2 separate regions of the Homo sapiens genome follow, and region 2 is linked to region 1. The links are chromatin loops, found by intact Hi-C in ENCODE. Cell type or tissue: CD14-positive monocyte. All regions are shown on one strand.

Region 1 (8,000 bases):
CGCCCATTCATTCATTCATCCTTTCAGTCATTCATCCACTCATTCATTCATCCTTTCAGTCATTCATTCACTCATTCACTCATCCTTTCAGTCATTCATTGACTCATTCATTCACTTATCCTTTCAGTCATTCATTCACTCATTCACTCACTCACTCATTTTTCACTCACTCATTCACTCATTTTTCACTCACTTTCAGGATTACAGGCTTGAGTCACCATGCCTGGCCCACTCATTCATTCTTTTGTTCAATTGTTCAACAGGTGTCCACAGACTTTGCTGCGTACCAAACACTGGGCCGATCTTTCAGATGCAGTGACGCAGGAATGATTATCCCCAGGTTTATATGAGAAAACCAAGGCTCAGAGAGGGTCAGAGACTTGCCTGAGGTCAGACAGCCAGAGAGCAGTGGGGTAGGAGGGACTGAACCCGGGCAGAGCTCATCTGAAAGCCCCTTGACCTGCCTTCTTAGAGTTTCACCCCCGCACTGGATTGGCCCCAACCAGCAGGCCTTCTGCTGCTCCGTCAGTGACATTGGGGGTTCTTGGTGGGATAGGGACAGCACGGGTCTCAGCAGGAGCACCAGGAGGAGGTGTGGCGAGTCGGGTTGGTGGGGGACACACCGAGAGGTGGGCTGGTGGGGGACACAGCGGGAGGTGGGCTGGTGTGGCTGGTGGGGGACACACTGGGAGGTGGGCTGGTGGGGGAGATGCAGCGGGGGTTCTCTGGGCTTCTGCATCTCTGCCCTGGGGTCAGTCCTGGTGGGGGCTCAGGGGAATGCAGAGACCTGGTTTACCATGAAACTCAGTCTCCTGGAGGAGCAGGTGACTGCCCAAGGCGTTCAGCAGCTACACCAAGCCAGGGCTTTGCGGGCTGTACCCTGGGACCTGGAGCCCCTCTGTTTCCCCCAGGACTTGAGCCCCCTGGGTTCACCTTGCTCAAGCCACCCAGAGAGGCCAACGGGAGGACTCAGGAGGAAGACTCTGAGGCTTCCTCTCTCCTGGGGCCTGATTTGGACAGCCTGAGGTTTAGATCTGCTGCTGTCTCCTCTTGCACAGGGCTGCTCTTACGGCAGATGACTGAGCTGCCCCCGCAGAGCTGCAGCGAAGCTGCGGGCACAGCTGCCTCCTTAAATGGCTGGAGCCCCCACTCTCTGCCCCTAGCCCCTTAAAATGAGCTCCTGCTGAAGTCAGGCCCTCGGCAGAGCCTTGGGTGGAAGGCGAGGGCTTCCGGGGAACTGTGCATTTCGAGTGGCCTCAAGTGAGTGAGTCAGCTTCTGCAGGGGGCTCAGGCAGCGGGCACTTAAGTGTGGCTAATTTGGTACAAGAACACGATGCCACTAGCAGGTTCTGCATCTTGGAGAAGCTTGGGGGCCATCAGCACAAAGGGGCTGGGGGAGGACGCTGCATCAGGGGCCTAGTGTGCGGGGGTGGTGAGTGCGACAGAGGCACTTGGGCTGGGGCCCTGCCAGCCACTGCCTCCTGCCAGGGCCTGGGCTGGGCACCTGTGGCCAGTGGGGACTCGTGGAAAAGGCACCCTCCCGCAGGGCAGGGCAGAGCCTCCTGGGAGCGGCACCCTGGGCGAGCTCAGTGTCCAAGGCAGGTCCCACACACCTGCCCACTGCCCTCACTCTCTCCCTCGCTTCCCTTTTTCGTCCCAGGAGTAACAGGAGGGGTCCAAGGTGAGCACGGTGAGGCAGGGGCTCTGGGTCATCCTCTGCCCGCCTTGCCCCATGAGCAGAGCCAGCAGCCATGCCAGGGTCACAGCTGGCTGTGAGGTGAAGCTGTGGTTCAGGACTTGGCATTTCTTCTCAAACATGTCCTTGCCTCTTGGTTCAGAAACACAGATGCCCCCTCAGGTTCCATAAGGAAAGTGAGAGTGAGAGCAGCGGGGTGATGCTGGCGCCACACACCAGACCCTGGCTCCCTATAGCACTGCTTCCTGCAGTAAGCCTTCCCGAGTCCTGGGGACACCTCCGGAAGTCTCCTGTCCCACTTCTGCTCTGACACCAGACCCTCCTGGCTGGGTGACCTTGGATAAGGAATCTTAATGCTCCCTACTCCAAAATGAGTGCCGTGCGCTCAGGGACATCAAGACTAGGAGGTGCTAACCCACTCTCCCTGGCCAGCAGTGAGGCCAGTAGACACAGAGCTACCCAGGGAAGGACCCGTCCCCCTTGGAGCATGGGTGAAGTGGGCCCTGGGTGCTAAGAGGGGCCCAGCATCAGGAAGACTGCAGCCCTAATGCCACCCCAGGCGGGATGGCCTGAGAGAGTCTGTGCTGGGAAGGCATTCAGGAAGGCCTGGGAACTCTGATACAGCCTCTCTCCTTCGAGGCGCTCTCTGGGGATTGGCCTGGGGCAGTGCAGAATCCCAGAGTCCCCGCCTATGTGTCCCCCAGCCCCTGCTTGTCTTGTCTGCCCAGGGCCACAGGGGAATGGTTAACGGCAACGGAAATTACAACATATTGGAATTGAATGAAAATTAAAACGCAACATATTGGCTGGACACAGTGGCTCATGCCTGTAATCCCATCCTAGCACTTTGGGAGGCCAAGGCAGGAGGATGAGTTGAGGCCAGGAACTCATCCTGGGCAACATAGTGAGAACCTGTCTCTTAAAAAAACAGTGGGTGCAGTGGCTCACACCTGTAATCCCAGCACTTTGGGAGGCTGAGGTGGGTGGAGCCTTTGAGGTCAGGAGTTTGAGACCAGCCTGACCAACATGGTAAAACCCCATCTCTACTAAAAATAGAAAAATAGCTGGGCATGGTGGTGCATGCTTGTAATCCCAGCTACTTGGGAGGCTGAGGCAGGAGAATTGCGTGAACCCAGGAGGTGGAGGTTGCAGTGAGCCGATATCGCGCCATTGCACTCCAGCCTGGGCAGCAAGAGCAAAACTCTGTCTAAAAATATAATAATAATAATAACAGCAACAACAACAAGAAGCAAAAAACACAACATATAAACTTTTTTTTCTTTTTTTTGTTTTGAGATGGAGTCTCACACTGTCGCCCAGGCTGGAATGCAATGGCACCATCTTGGCTCACTGCAACGTCTGCCTCCCAGGTTCAAGCAGTTCTCCTGCCTCAGCCTCCTGAGCAGCTGGGATTACAGGTGCCCGCCACCACGCCCAGCTAATTTTGTATATTTTTAGTAGAGACGAGGTTTCACTACATTGGCCAGGCTGGTCTCGAACTCCTGACCTCGTGATCCCACCTCGGCCTTCCAAAGTGTTGGGATTACAGGCATGAGCCACTGTGCCCGGCCCCATTTTTTTTTTTTTCAATCCTAAAAATTAGTTCTGACTTTAGAATAGAGATTCTGAATATTTTTAAGGCATTATTATATAGTTGAAAAATAAGGTCAAGATCAGATTAAGCTTTGATAGTCCAAGTTAGCAAAAATACTAATAATGCCTCTACATGGATTTCCTTGAATCTTGTCCTGTGTTTTACTGATATTGAAAGTGTTTTTTATGTTGCTGTGCTTAATTTTATTTAAAACGTTTTTTCTCTGTTTTTTTAATTTAAGGAAAGCCATGCTATTAAACAAACAAACAAACCTATGAGCTAAGCTCTCGGGTTATATTTGAAAATAAAAAGTGTTTCCTGGACTGAAAGAGCTCATAAGCTAATTGAGGAAATACACATATAAATAACTCGAATGAAGGAATTAGGTAAAAAAAATGAGATTCTTCCTGTTTGCACATCTTCATGCCTTAACAACAACCAAAAAAATCTGCACACACACAACCACAGGAAAAAGGAAGTCCTCTTGCAGTCTTCTTATCTCATCATGTACTTGATTACACAAACTAGAAATCTAACGTTCCTCAACCCTCGCCCCCAAATCTAGTCTGCCCCATGATAGTTGATGTGACCACTTTACACTGGTTTTTCCATCGACTTTCCTAGAGCAGCTGCCATCACCACCAACACCAGTGCCAGCTTCTTAATCCACATCATTGCTTACATGATTAAAGTGGCTTCTGGCTGGGCGCGGTGGCTCACACCTGTAATCCCAGCACTTTGGGAGGCTGAGGTGGGTGGACTGCCTGAGGTCAGGAGTTTGAGACCAGCCTGGCCAACATGGCGAAACCCCATCTCTATTAAAAATACAAAATTAGGCCAGGTGCGGTGGCTCATACCTGTAATCCCAGCACTTTGGGAGGCCGAGGTGGGTGGATCACCTAAGGTCAGGAGTTTGAGACCAGCCTGGCCAACATGCTGAAACCCCGTCTCTACTAAAAATACAGAAAAAAAAAAAATTAGCTGGGCCTGGTGGTGAGCACCTATAATCCCAGCTACTAGGGAGGCTGAAGCAGGAGAATTGCTTGAACCCAGGAGGCAGAGGTTGTAGTGAGCCGAGATTGAACCATTGCACTCCAACCTGGGTGAAGAGCAAAAACTCCATCTCAAAAACAAAAAACAAAAACAAAAACCCAACAATGACAAAAATTAGCCGGGCATAGTGGTGGGCACCTGTAATCCCAGTTACTCAGGAGGCTGAGGCAGGGAGAACTGCTTGAACCCAGGAGGTGGAGGTTGCAGTGAGCTGAGATCACAACGTTGCACTCCAGCCTGGGCAACAGAGTGAGACTCTGTCTCAAAAAAAAAAAAAAAATACAGTGACTTCTAACTACTTTGCCCACATGTGCTCTGGCACCTCTGCCTCTACGGAGGGAAGCTGCAGTGACCTTTCTAAAATACAAACGCCATTGCCTCATCCCTTTGCTTAAAACTCTTCAAATATTGCCTATTGTTCTTTGTATTAATACTAACTTTCTTTTTTATCCTTATCATTATTTTTTCTTTTGAGACAGGGTCTTGCTCTGTCACTCAAGCTGGAGTGCAGTGGCGCAATCACATCTCACCGCTGCCTCGAGCTCCAGGGCTCCAGTGATCCTCCTGCCTTAGCCTCCCGAGTAGCCAGGAGCACAGGTGTGTGCCACCATGCCTGGCTAATTTTTGTATTTCTCAGTAGAGATGGGGTCTTGCTGTGTTGCCCAGGCTGGTCTCTAACTCCTGGCCCCAAGTGATCCTCCTGCCTCGGCCTCTCAAAGTGCTGGGATTACAGGTGTGAGCCACTGCACCTGGCCGGTATCAACTTTTCCTACCTGACTTGCAGAAACCTGCACAGCTTGGCCACTGCTGACCCCTCCAGCTTCATCACAGGCCAGAAGGCCCCTCCTCTTCCTCATGCAACCCCTTGAAGGTCCTGCTTCTGTCAAGGGCTCTACGCTTGCCAGTCCCACTGCCGTGCTGGTGCTCTGCACTGCGCTAGCTCTTCCTCAGCCTCCAGAGGCTGACCCATGCTGCATCCTCCTTAACCTCTGCCTCACAGCATCGTATATTTATTTATGTGATAGTTTGATGAATAGCCATCTCTCTGACCAGACTAGCATAGTGCTTTATATACACTAAGCATCACAATGTTTGTCAAATGGATCAATAGATGACTAAAAAATTAAACTGGGATTGTAAAGTGGGATTCTGGGGGTCTTCGACAACTTCATGGAAAATGCCTATTATGAATAAGCTACATAGGAATTTCAAAGTTTTTTGCCCAAAATAAACTATACTGACTTCTTATAACATGTCTGAACAGAACATATTGACTTTGTGTGATATAGCTAAAGCAATGTTTAAGGGAAAATTTATAGCATTAAATGCTTATATTAATAAAAGGAAATCAATGATCTATGCTTCCATCTTTAGAAACTAGAAAAAGAAACAAATTAAACTTAAAGCAGGCTGGGCGCGGTGGCTGACTTCTGCAATCCCAGCACTTTGGGAAGCCGAGGCGGGCAGATCACTTGAGGTCAGGAGTTCGAGACCAGCCATGCAAACATGGTGAAACCCTGTCTCTACCAATACAAAAAATTAGCTGGGTGTGGTGGCAGTGCATGCCTGTAATCCCAGCTACTGGGGAGGCTGAGGTAGGAGAATTGCTTGAACCTGGGAAGCGGAGGTTGCCGTGAACCGAGATTGTGCTGTTGCACTCCAGCCTGGGTGGCAGAGCGAGACTTTGTCTCAAAAATAAAAAACAAAAAACAACCTTAAAGGAAACAGGTGGAAGGAAACACTAAAGACAAGAGCAGAAGTCCATGAAATAGAAAATGGAAAAGCAATAGGAAAACATAATCAAGGAAACCAAAGTTGCTTCTATGAAAAGATTAATATAATTGACAAGGCTCTGATCAGACTGATCAAGAAAAAAAGAGACACAAATTACCAATATCAGAAATGAAAGAGGGGATATCATTACAGATCCTACAGATATTTAAAGGTTAATACAGAACATTATAGGCTGGGCGTGGTGATTCATACCTGTAATCCCAGTGCCCTGAGAGGACAAAGCAGGAGGATCACTTGGGAGGCCAGGAGTTTGAGACCAGCCTGGAAACATAGCAAGACCCTGTCTCTACAAAAAAAATTTTTTTTAATTAGCTGGGCTTGGTGGTTGTGCCTGTCATCCCAGCTACTCAGGAAGCTAAGGCAGGAGGATTACTTGATCCTGGGAGTTAGAGGCTACAGTGAGCTGTGATCGCACCACTGTACTCCAGCCTGGGTGACAGAGCAAGACCCTGTCTCAAAGAAAAAGAAAAAAAAAAAAAAAAGAAAGTTGGTATTAAAACAATAAAACGATAGAAAATATTTGGAGAGTTTTAAGCAGGGGGATGATGCAGTCAGGTTTGTGACTTTTGGAAGGTTCATTCCAGCTCCCCTCCATAGAGTAGATAGGAGAGTTGCTGGAGCAAGGTGGGCAGAGTAGTTAGAAGCCACCTTAATCATGTAGGCAATGATGTGCATTAAGGAGCTGGTGCTGGCGCTGGTGCTGGTGGTGATGGCAGCTTCTGGAGGAAAGTCTGATGGGATAAACAGTGTAAAGTGATCACATCAACTAACGTAGGGACAGACTAGATTTGGGGGTGAGGGTTTGAGGTTTCTGGTTTCTGGTTTCTGTAATTAGGTAGATGATGAGATAGAGAACACTGCAAGAGGATTTCCTACAAAAACCAAGCCAACAGACAAATAGCTGGGCATGATTGTGTGGGCCTATAGTCCCAGCCACTTGGTAGGCTGAGGTGGGAGGATTGCTTAAGCCCAGGAGTTAGAGTCTGCAGTGAGCTATGATCGCACCACTGCACTCCAGCCTGGATGACAGAGAGAGACCTTGTCTCTAAAGAAATAAACAAAAAGAATGTTACAAACAATTTTATGTTCCCACATTTTACGACTTAGAAAAAATGGGCAAATTCCTTGAAAGACAGTTACCAAAGCTCATTCAAGAAAAAATAGATGGTACCATATAAATTAAAGAAATTAAATTTGTTGTTAAAAACCTAACAACAATACAAACTCTGGGCCTAGACGACTTTCCTTGTGAATTCTACCAATACTTAAGAAAGAATTAATGCCAACTCTACACTATCTCTTCCAGAAAATGGAAGAGGAGGGAACAATTACCAACCCTTTTTATGAGGCCAACATTACATTGATATCAAAACCAGACATTGCAAAAAAAAAAAAAAAAAAAAAAAGAAAAAGAAAGCTATAGAGCAATATTCCCCATGAGCAAAGACACGTAAATCCTCAATAAAATACCAGCAAATCAAATCCAGCAATATATGAAAAGGATAACACATCTGACCAATGAGGTTTATGCAAGGATGCAAGTCTGGTTCAACATTCAAAAAACAATCAGGGCTGGGTGCAGTGGCTCGCATCTGTAATTCCAGCACTGGGAGGCCAAGGTGGGTGGATCACTTGAACCCAGGAGTTGGAGACCAGTCTGGGCAACAGGCAAAACCGTGTCTCTATGAAAAATAAAAAAAATTAGATGGGCATGGTGATGCACACTTGTAATCCCAGTTACTCGGGAGGCTGAGGTGAGAGGATCACCTGAGCCCGAGGAGGTTGAGGCCGTAGTGAGCCACTGCACTCTAGCCTGGGCAACAGAACGAGACCCTGTCTCAATAATAATAATAATAATAATAA
Region 2 (8,000 bases), 110 kb after region 1:
CTGATGCTGGAGGATCCCCTGAGCCCAGGAGGCCCAAGTTGCAGTGAGCTGTGATTGCATCACTGCCCTCCAACCCGGGCAACAGAGACAAAAAGAAAGAAAGGAAGAGAGGAAGAAAGGAAGAAAAGAAAGAAAGAATAAGAAAGAAAGAAAGAAAGAGTGGAAGGAAGGAAGAAGGGAGGGAGGGAGAAAGGGAGAACAGGGATGGGAGGGGAGGGGAAGGGAGGGGAAGGGAGGGGGGAAAGGAAGGAGAAAGAGATAAAAGGAAGGAAGGTAGGAAGAAGGGAGGGAGGGAGAAAGGGAGGAGAGGGGAGGGGAAGGGAGGGGAGAAAGGAAGGAAGGAGAAAGAAAAGGAAGGAAGGAAAGAGAGAGAGAAACAGAAAGAAAGAAAGGAAGGAAGGGAGAGAGGGAGGGAGGAAAAGGAAGGAAGGAAAAAGAGAGAGAAAGAAAGAGAATGAAATGAAAAAGAAAGAAAGAAAGCTGACTGAGCCACAGGTCATCCTTGGCCTCTTGGGAGCCTCCTCCCTGACCTCCATGTGGCTCTGTGGCCTTGGAGGCTGACCCTTAGGGACTGAACGAAGAGCTCAGCCCTCCAGCCTCGGAGAGGCGTGTCAGGTATGGTCAGGGTATTGATTTCTCCAGCTCCCTCTCTGAGAGGTCACCTTGGGCGAGCTGCATCATACCCCCTGCCAGTGTCCCCTCCCTGCCCTGTGTCTCTGGGCTCAGGTCACTGCCTCCTCCCATTCCCCCGGCAAGCCTGCGGAGAACAGTCCCTCTTTTCTATCACAGCCTTGGGCAGGGCCCAGGCCTTGCAGTTTACCTGCACCCATCACCAACGCTGCCTTCACCAGCACACCTCCAGTTCCTCTCTGTGAGGGTGCCAGAGGTTGGGGACCCTGACCGCATCTCAGGGGGAAAAATGGGCACGGGGCAGTTGACAAATGGACCCTGCTCAGATAAATTCTGTCAGTCTGCAGGGGGATGCCTGGTTATGATCGGTTTTGTGGATGGTGAGAATATGAGAAAAGGTTCACAGGCCTGAGTCATAAAAGAACTGAAAACCAATCCTCAAGAAAACACCAACAAATAGCTCTCAAGAATACCACAAAGGTGGCAGCCAGGCCCTTCCTGAGCTCACCAGGCTGCGGGGACGCAGTGAACACACCTCTGACTTACAGTTTCCTGGCCGGGGAGTCATGCAAAGAAAACAGCCCAGAACCCACAGAGGTGTATGGACAAGGGTATTCGTCAGAGGAGTTATCTTAGGGAGGAGCCGGGTTAATTGCTATAAATCTGTCTGCCAGACCCCGTTGCTACCATTACCAATGAGAGCTTACGGGTATTTAATGGGACAATAAAATGTGCCTAATTGAAAATTAATTGAAAAATACTTATTAAGTTAATAATTTGATGGAAAATGTACAATCATAATTAATAATTAAATAATCAAATTAAATTAATAATTTAATTGAAAAACAGGGTAGAAAGTGGTAAATATAGTATGATCTGAATTAAGTAAAAAAATTTATGAATTTATTCATGATAAAAAAGGCTAACAGGAAATGAAACAAAGCACAAATAATGGTTATTTCTTCATGGTGAGATCACTGGTATTTTTCTTTTGTCTCTTATCCTTTATTTATTTTTGTTTTTTTTGTGTGTGTGTGTTTCTTATGCTTTACTTTTAAAAATTTTCTAAGCTTTCTCAAATGAATTTCTTTTTTCATTTAAAGGGGAAAGGACTTTAAAATTCATGCCTCCTGGGACAACATACGTAAAAAGGCCCACTTCAGACAGATGACCTAACGTGATGAAGATAATACCTCTTGCACCTGTGCCGTGTACCCTAGTTTACCAATGCCTTGCCCCGCAGAGTCCCAAGGAAAGACTCTGACAGAGGCTCCAGAGAGGTGGTGACAGGTGACCAAGAGCTGAATCAAAACTAAGGAAGCAGGGCTGGACCACGAGGGATGGATGGGGCAGGCTTAGTTTAGCTCTGGGCAGATAAAGCCCTGTAAGCATGGTCAAGAGGGTGACCGCATGGACCATAAACGAAGAACGGCTTTAGGGGAGATGGCGGGAAGTGAAGGTGTGTGGATGGATGGGGCTTTGCTGTGAAGGTGGTACAGCTGGAACTTCTGCAACCTCACTTGTCGCAGGGCCTTCCTGCAAGGCCGTAGACCTAATTTTAGATTCCTAAGTTAGTATCCTTTTTTGTTGAGACGGAGTCTCGCTCTGTCGCCCAGGCTGGAGTGCAGTGGTGCGCTCTCGGCTCACTGGAAGCTCCGCCTCCCGGGTTCACGCCATTCTCCTGCCTCAGCCTCCTGAGTAGCTGGGACTACAGGCGCCCTCCACCATGCCTGGCTAATTTTTTTGTATTTTTAGTAAAGATGGGGTTTCACCATGTTAGCCAGGATGGTCTCCATCTCCTGACCTCGTGATCCACCCACCTTGGCCTCCCAAAGTGCTGGGATTATAGGTGTGAGCCACCGCGCCTGGCCTTTTTTTTTTTTTTTGAGACGGGTTTCACTCTTGTCGCCCCAGACTGGAGTCCAATGGCAAGATCTCAGCTCACTGCAACCTCCACCTCCAGGTTCAAGTAAATCTCTTGACTCAGCCTCCCGAGTAGCTGGGATTACAGGGGTCTGCCACCACGCCTGGCTAATTTTTGTATTTTCAGTAGAAACGAGATTTCGCCATGTTAGCCAGGCTGGTCTTGAACTCCTGACCTCAGGCGATCTGCCTGCCTTGGCCTCCCAAAGTGTTGGGATTACAGGCATGAGCCACGGCGCCTGGCCAGTATTCATTTTCTTAAAGAGGCCTGCAGACTGAACAGGCTTTCTGTCTCTCCCAAATCTAGACCTGCCCTGACATAAACACATCCGAGCTTCTGGTGCAGAATCCCTGGCTTAGGTGAGGCAGGTCCCGGGCACCGTCTCTGCCAGCACCCCTGTCCCTGCTCACCTCCGTCCTCAGCCCCCCTCCCCATGGCAGGACCTCCTAAAGCCTGGTCCGTTCCTCTCCCCTTCTGGATCTGGGCCTTCAACCATGTGGCTCCTTCAGCTGGAAACATGCTTCCCTTCTTTTTGCTTGGCTGCTCTGAGACTTATGCCATGCCCCTTCTTCAGAAGGCCTTCTCCCTTCTCAGCCTGAATTAGGCATCCCCTCTGCTGTCACACCTCTTCCCCCAGCCTAACATTCACCACCTATCCCTGTAATTAATTGTCAAACCGTCAGCCCCAGGGCAGGGACAGCCGCTGCCTCAGTCACTATTGTGTCCTCTGCGTCTGGCACTACCCCTGGCACATGAGAGATGCTCAACATTTTTCCTAAATAGACAGCAGGGCAAAGGAATGGGTAAAACCAGACCCTTCCCAATCCACATGGCCCACAGGGATTTGATGCCTTGTGCAAGTTTCCTAAGCCCATAGGATGCCTGGAAGGCCGTGTGCCTCTTGCTACGGATGCCCTATCTCTGATCCACCCAGCCCTCCTCCGCCTGCACTTCGTACCCTGAGCAGGGCGTGGGCTCTTCCAGAAGCCCACGTCTGACTTCTTTTTCCTGTTCCCCTGGTCTCCCAGCTGGACCCCTGTCTCTGCCCACTTGGGGGCACTGAGCTGGGACTCACTCAGGCCGCCGGCCACCCTGGGCTTGGCAGAAGGGGCGTCTGTTGTCCTCAGTGTGTGCCCTCTCCTCGCTGTCCCCTACTGTCCCTGACCCCCGGCCCCCGCGATCACGCCCCCCATTGAAGCTGAGCCCCACAGTCAGGCGGGCCCTGCTGCTTCACTTCTGACTCCTCATTGTCGATAATACCCTATTAAAAGTTGAAAATACATTTTCCTCCTGCCGATCTCTTTCCTTTTCATTTAGCAAACATTGATTTTTTTCCCCCTCCTGCAGATGGAATAGAAATGAAATCACCCACGTCTCTTTGGGGTGATTTAGTTGTCAGAGCCGGAGGCAGTGGGCAGATGAGGGCTGCTCTTGTCACCTCATCCACGGGTCGCTTTGTGACCTCCGATGGTCGTTTGGCCTCTCTTCTCTGCCGTGTCTCCCCACCCCCAGCTAGAAAAGGAGACCCTGGTGCCCCTGGCTGGGAGAGCAGGAGGCCCCGTTCACCAGCCAGAGGAGCCTCCTGGAGAGGTTCGGATAAAAGCCTCTGTTAGAAAGCCCAGCTCAAGGTTGTGTCAACACCAAATACCATGAAGTGGCAATTATCCAATTAGCTTGATTAGCGTAGAAAGCACCACCAGCCGCTGCTCTGCACAGCCCATCCTGTCGTCTCCCGAGCTCAGACAGCTGTGCAGTGTAGGACCTGAGTACTGGACTCCAGAGGCTGGGCCTCCAGGCACACCCGGGCTCTCCCTCTCTGGGCCCTGATTTCTCCATTTCTTGTTTGGGGATAATAAAGCCTTCCTCACAGTCTGTGGTGAGGATTCGTGAGCTGGCCTCAGCGCAGCCTCTGGGAGACAAGGGGAGCAAGTGCTTTAATGGTAACCACTTGGCCAGTGGTGTGGTATAGGCCAATTTATACTCAGGGCCCAATGCTTCTCTCAGGGTCAGCGTGGGCAAGCCACATTGTGACCCGGTTTCTTCATTGGTTCCAGAGGGATTCTAACAGCACTGGCCTTAGAGATGCATAGGCACAGGGTTGGTGCCCCACAGTGAGGGTGATTGCCATGAGGGTGATGATGATGGTGATGATGACCATGGTGGCGATGATGGTGGTGATGATGGTGCTGGTAAGGAAGATGGTGGTAATGATGTTGATGGTGGTGATCACCATGTTGGTGGTGATGATGATGTTGATGGTGATGATAGTGGTGATGATGTTGATGGTAGTGATGATGGTGATGATGGTGGTAATGATGTTGATGGTGGTGGTGATGATGGTGGTAATGATGTTTATGGTGGTGATGATGGTGGTAATGATGTTGATGGTGGTGATGGTGATGGTGGTGGTAATGATGTTGATGGTGGTGGTGATGATGGTGGTGGTAATGATGTTGATGGTGGTGATGGTGGTGATGGTGATGGTGATGATGATAGATGGTAGTGGTGATGGTGATGGTGGTAATGATGTTGGTGGTGGTGATGGTGTTGATGGTGGTGGTGATGATTGATGGTAGTGATGATGTTGATGGTGTTGGTGATGCTGTGATGGTGGTGATGATGTTGATGGTAGTGATGATGGTGGTAATGATGTTGATGCTGGTGGTGGTGATGGTGATGATGTTGATGGTAGTGATGATGGTGATGATGGTGATGATGTTAATGGTGGTGGTGATGATGATGGTGATGATGGTGATGATGTTAATGGTGGTGGTGATGATGATGTTAATGGTAGTGGTGATGATGATGTTGATGGTGATGATGTTAATGGTGGTGGTGATGATGATGGTGATGATGGTGATGATGTTAATGGTGGTGGTGATGATGATGTTAATGGTAGTGGTGATGATGATGTTGATGGTGATGATGTTAATGGTGGTGATGATGATGATGATGTTGATGGTGATGATGATGGTGGTAAGGATGTTGATGGTGGTGATGATGATAATGTTTATGGTTATGATAAAACCCCTTTCTCATGGGTTCACTATACAGCCAGCCAAGGAAATAGACTTGTCAGAGAGCCCTTCCAGAGCAATCTCCCACCTATTGAGAGGTGGGATCTAATTCCTCTCCCTGTGAATCTGGGCTGGCTCTGCAGCCTGCTTAACCAATAGGATACAGTGGAAATGATGTCACATGGTTTTTAAGCTTGGCCAGAAGAAGCCTTGCAGCTCCCCCTCTGAGCCTCTGGGACATTCTGGGAGCCCTGAACTGTGACACAGAAGGCTTACTGCGAGAACACCATGCTGGATAGGCCACGTGCAGGAATTCTGGGTGACAGTCCCAGCTGAGCCCAGCCTTCCAGTCATGCTGCCAAGGAGCCAGACTCGTGCAGACAACCCTGTTAGAGCCTCCAGACCAGCTGGCTGCCAGCAAATACCACCCAGTGAGCCTCGTTTACACCTCATGAAGCAGAAGCAGCTGGGTGGACCCCATGGGATTCCTGACCTACGCAATTGTGAAATGTAATGAAATGGCTGCCAGGAGCTACTAAATTTGGGGGCAATGTGTTCCATGACAGTCGGCACCAGAACAGTGGGTCTGATGGTTCTGGCCTCAGCCACCTCCTGGACAAGTGCCGTGGCCGCCTGGTTGAGCATTACAGGCTTGAGCTCCGACCTGGGCCTTGTCCTGCTATGGGGTCCGCTGGAAACTGCGGTTGTTTCTTTAAACAAAGAGCCATCCAGACCTCTGACTTCTCAGCATGGGGGAGGCAGGCGTGTTGTGAGGCTGGCACTAGCAGAGCTGTACCAAGCCACAGAAGAAAGGCCGTGAAGGCCATGTGTGGCCCCAGCACAAAGTGAGCCAAGATCTGCCCTGGGGCCCTGGTGGGGTATGGTCACTCCAGAGCAGGGCAGCCCCAGAAGATGAGGCAGGCTGGAGGGTGCCACCCAGCAGCCCCAGGGGTCCCCATGCTACCCACAGCTGGGGACTTTCTTTTGCCAGGCCTGCCAATGGGGAGTCACCACAGGGCCCTGGCTGCCCGGGGCTGCCCTGAGAGGAAAAGGGGCACAGGCAGTGGAGAGGGGTCGGAGTGGGAACAGGGCAGCCTGCCTGCCCCAGAACTGCCCTGGGGGAGGAGGACTTCCTCTCCCACACATTTCATTTACAGATGAGAATTTGGGGGTTTGGAGCTTTGGGGACTGGACTGAAGTCATACTCCTGGGGCCAGAACTTGAACCTAGGTCTGCCTGATCCGCAAGCCCATGCCCCCTGCCTCTTCCCAAGATCACCCCATAAGAAATTGAGGGGTTTATGGTTACAAGGCAGGGTGCTTTCTGAAGCTCTTTTCCTCCTCAGAGGGCTCAGTTTGGTTATGGCATGGAGCACAGCCCATTGATCTTGAGCTAACTGAATCCCGCTCCTTTTAGTGATTAACTCCCCCACCCACATCGGGTGAAGTTCAAAGTCTTCTCTGAGCAGACACACCCAGTACAAATAACTAATTGTATTTTAGGTGTTGGGGTGGCAGGGGGAGCGGTCTTGGAAAGAAAATGCAGCCAAATGCGGGAAGGCTTAGATACGGGGCCAGGGAACCCAGTACAGCCCACTGCTTGCTGTTTCCTGGGGGACAGGAACATTTTTTAACGACTTACAGGAGCTGCTTGTGGCCCGGATATAGAGCCAGACCTTGAGCGGGTGAGGACCGTGGAGGGTACGTCGATGCTGGGACCTGGGATCCCAGTGATTTTGATTTTTGACTGCCCCCAGGCCCCCAACTCACATACTCTTAGGTATGGGTGTTCTTGCCTCTCACTCCAGCTGTACCTAGCACTGACAGCTCGAGCTTCTACCAGAATTCCCTCCAGGGTTCTGGTTCTGAGCCCTGGACCACACAGCCTGTCCCTCCCGGACCATAGACTCTCTTCTTAGGCACCCCAAAACTGTCCAAGTCTGTATGGTTGCCCTGCTCCTTTGCTCTGCTAATGCACTCTCTTCCTGCCTTCACCCAGCACCTGCACCACGGATGGCTGCACCACGGCACCTGCACCACAGGGACACATGCCACAGGAGCAGACACCACAAGAGCAGACACCACAGGAGCAGACACCATGGGAACCCACACCATGGGAGCAGATACCGTGGGAACCCACATCATGGGAACAGACACCACGGGAGCCCACACCATGGAACAGACACCACTGGAGCCAATGCCATGGGAGCAGACACCACTGGAGCCCACACCATGGAACAGACACCATGGGAGCCAATGCCACGGGAGCAGACACCACAGGAGCCCACACCATGGGAGCAGACACCACGGGAGCCCACACCATGGAACAGACACCACTGGAACCAATGCCACGGGAGCAGACACCACGGGAGCCCACACCATGGGAGCAGACACCACGGGAGCCCACACCATGGAACAGACACCATGGGA

Evidence for each region. A loop is a pair of places that touch in the nucleus more often than their neighbours do. Peaks named below come from ENCODE experiments on the same cell type or tissue, not always from the same donor. Only the 100,000 strongest peaks of a DNase experiment are listed, where the experiment ranks them.
Region 2: a loop joins it to region 1, with 1.9 times the contacts of the local background. A loop is called at or near these places in 3 of 110 quality-filtered maps.

Annotation. Positions count from the first base shown.
Region 1 is chr9:134,191,936-134,199,935 of GRCh38, forward strand. All of the region lies in intron 1 of LOC124902298 (a long non-coding RNA gene), which reads left to right. Among named protein-coding and RNA genes, the nearest start is that of RNU6ATAC, 31 kb to the left of the region's middle. In CD14-positive monocyte, no CTCF peak of the experiment used is centred here; a DNase peak (open chromatin) is centred at 3,746; H3K4me3 peaks cover 864 bases; H3K27ac peaks cover 745 bases.
Region 2 is chr9:134,300,847-134,308,846 of GRCh38, forward strand. No RefSeq gene overlaps it. Among named protein-coding and RNA genes, the nearest start is that of LINC02247, 9.4 kb to the left of the region's middle. In CD14-positive monocyte, no CTCF peak of the experiment used is centred here; no DNase peak of the experiment used is centred here.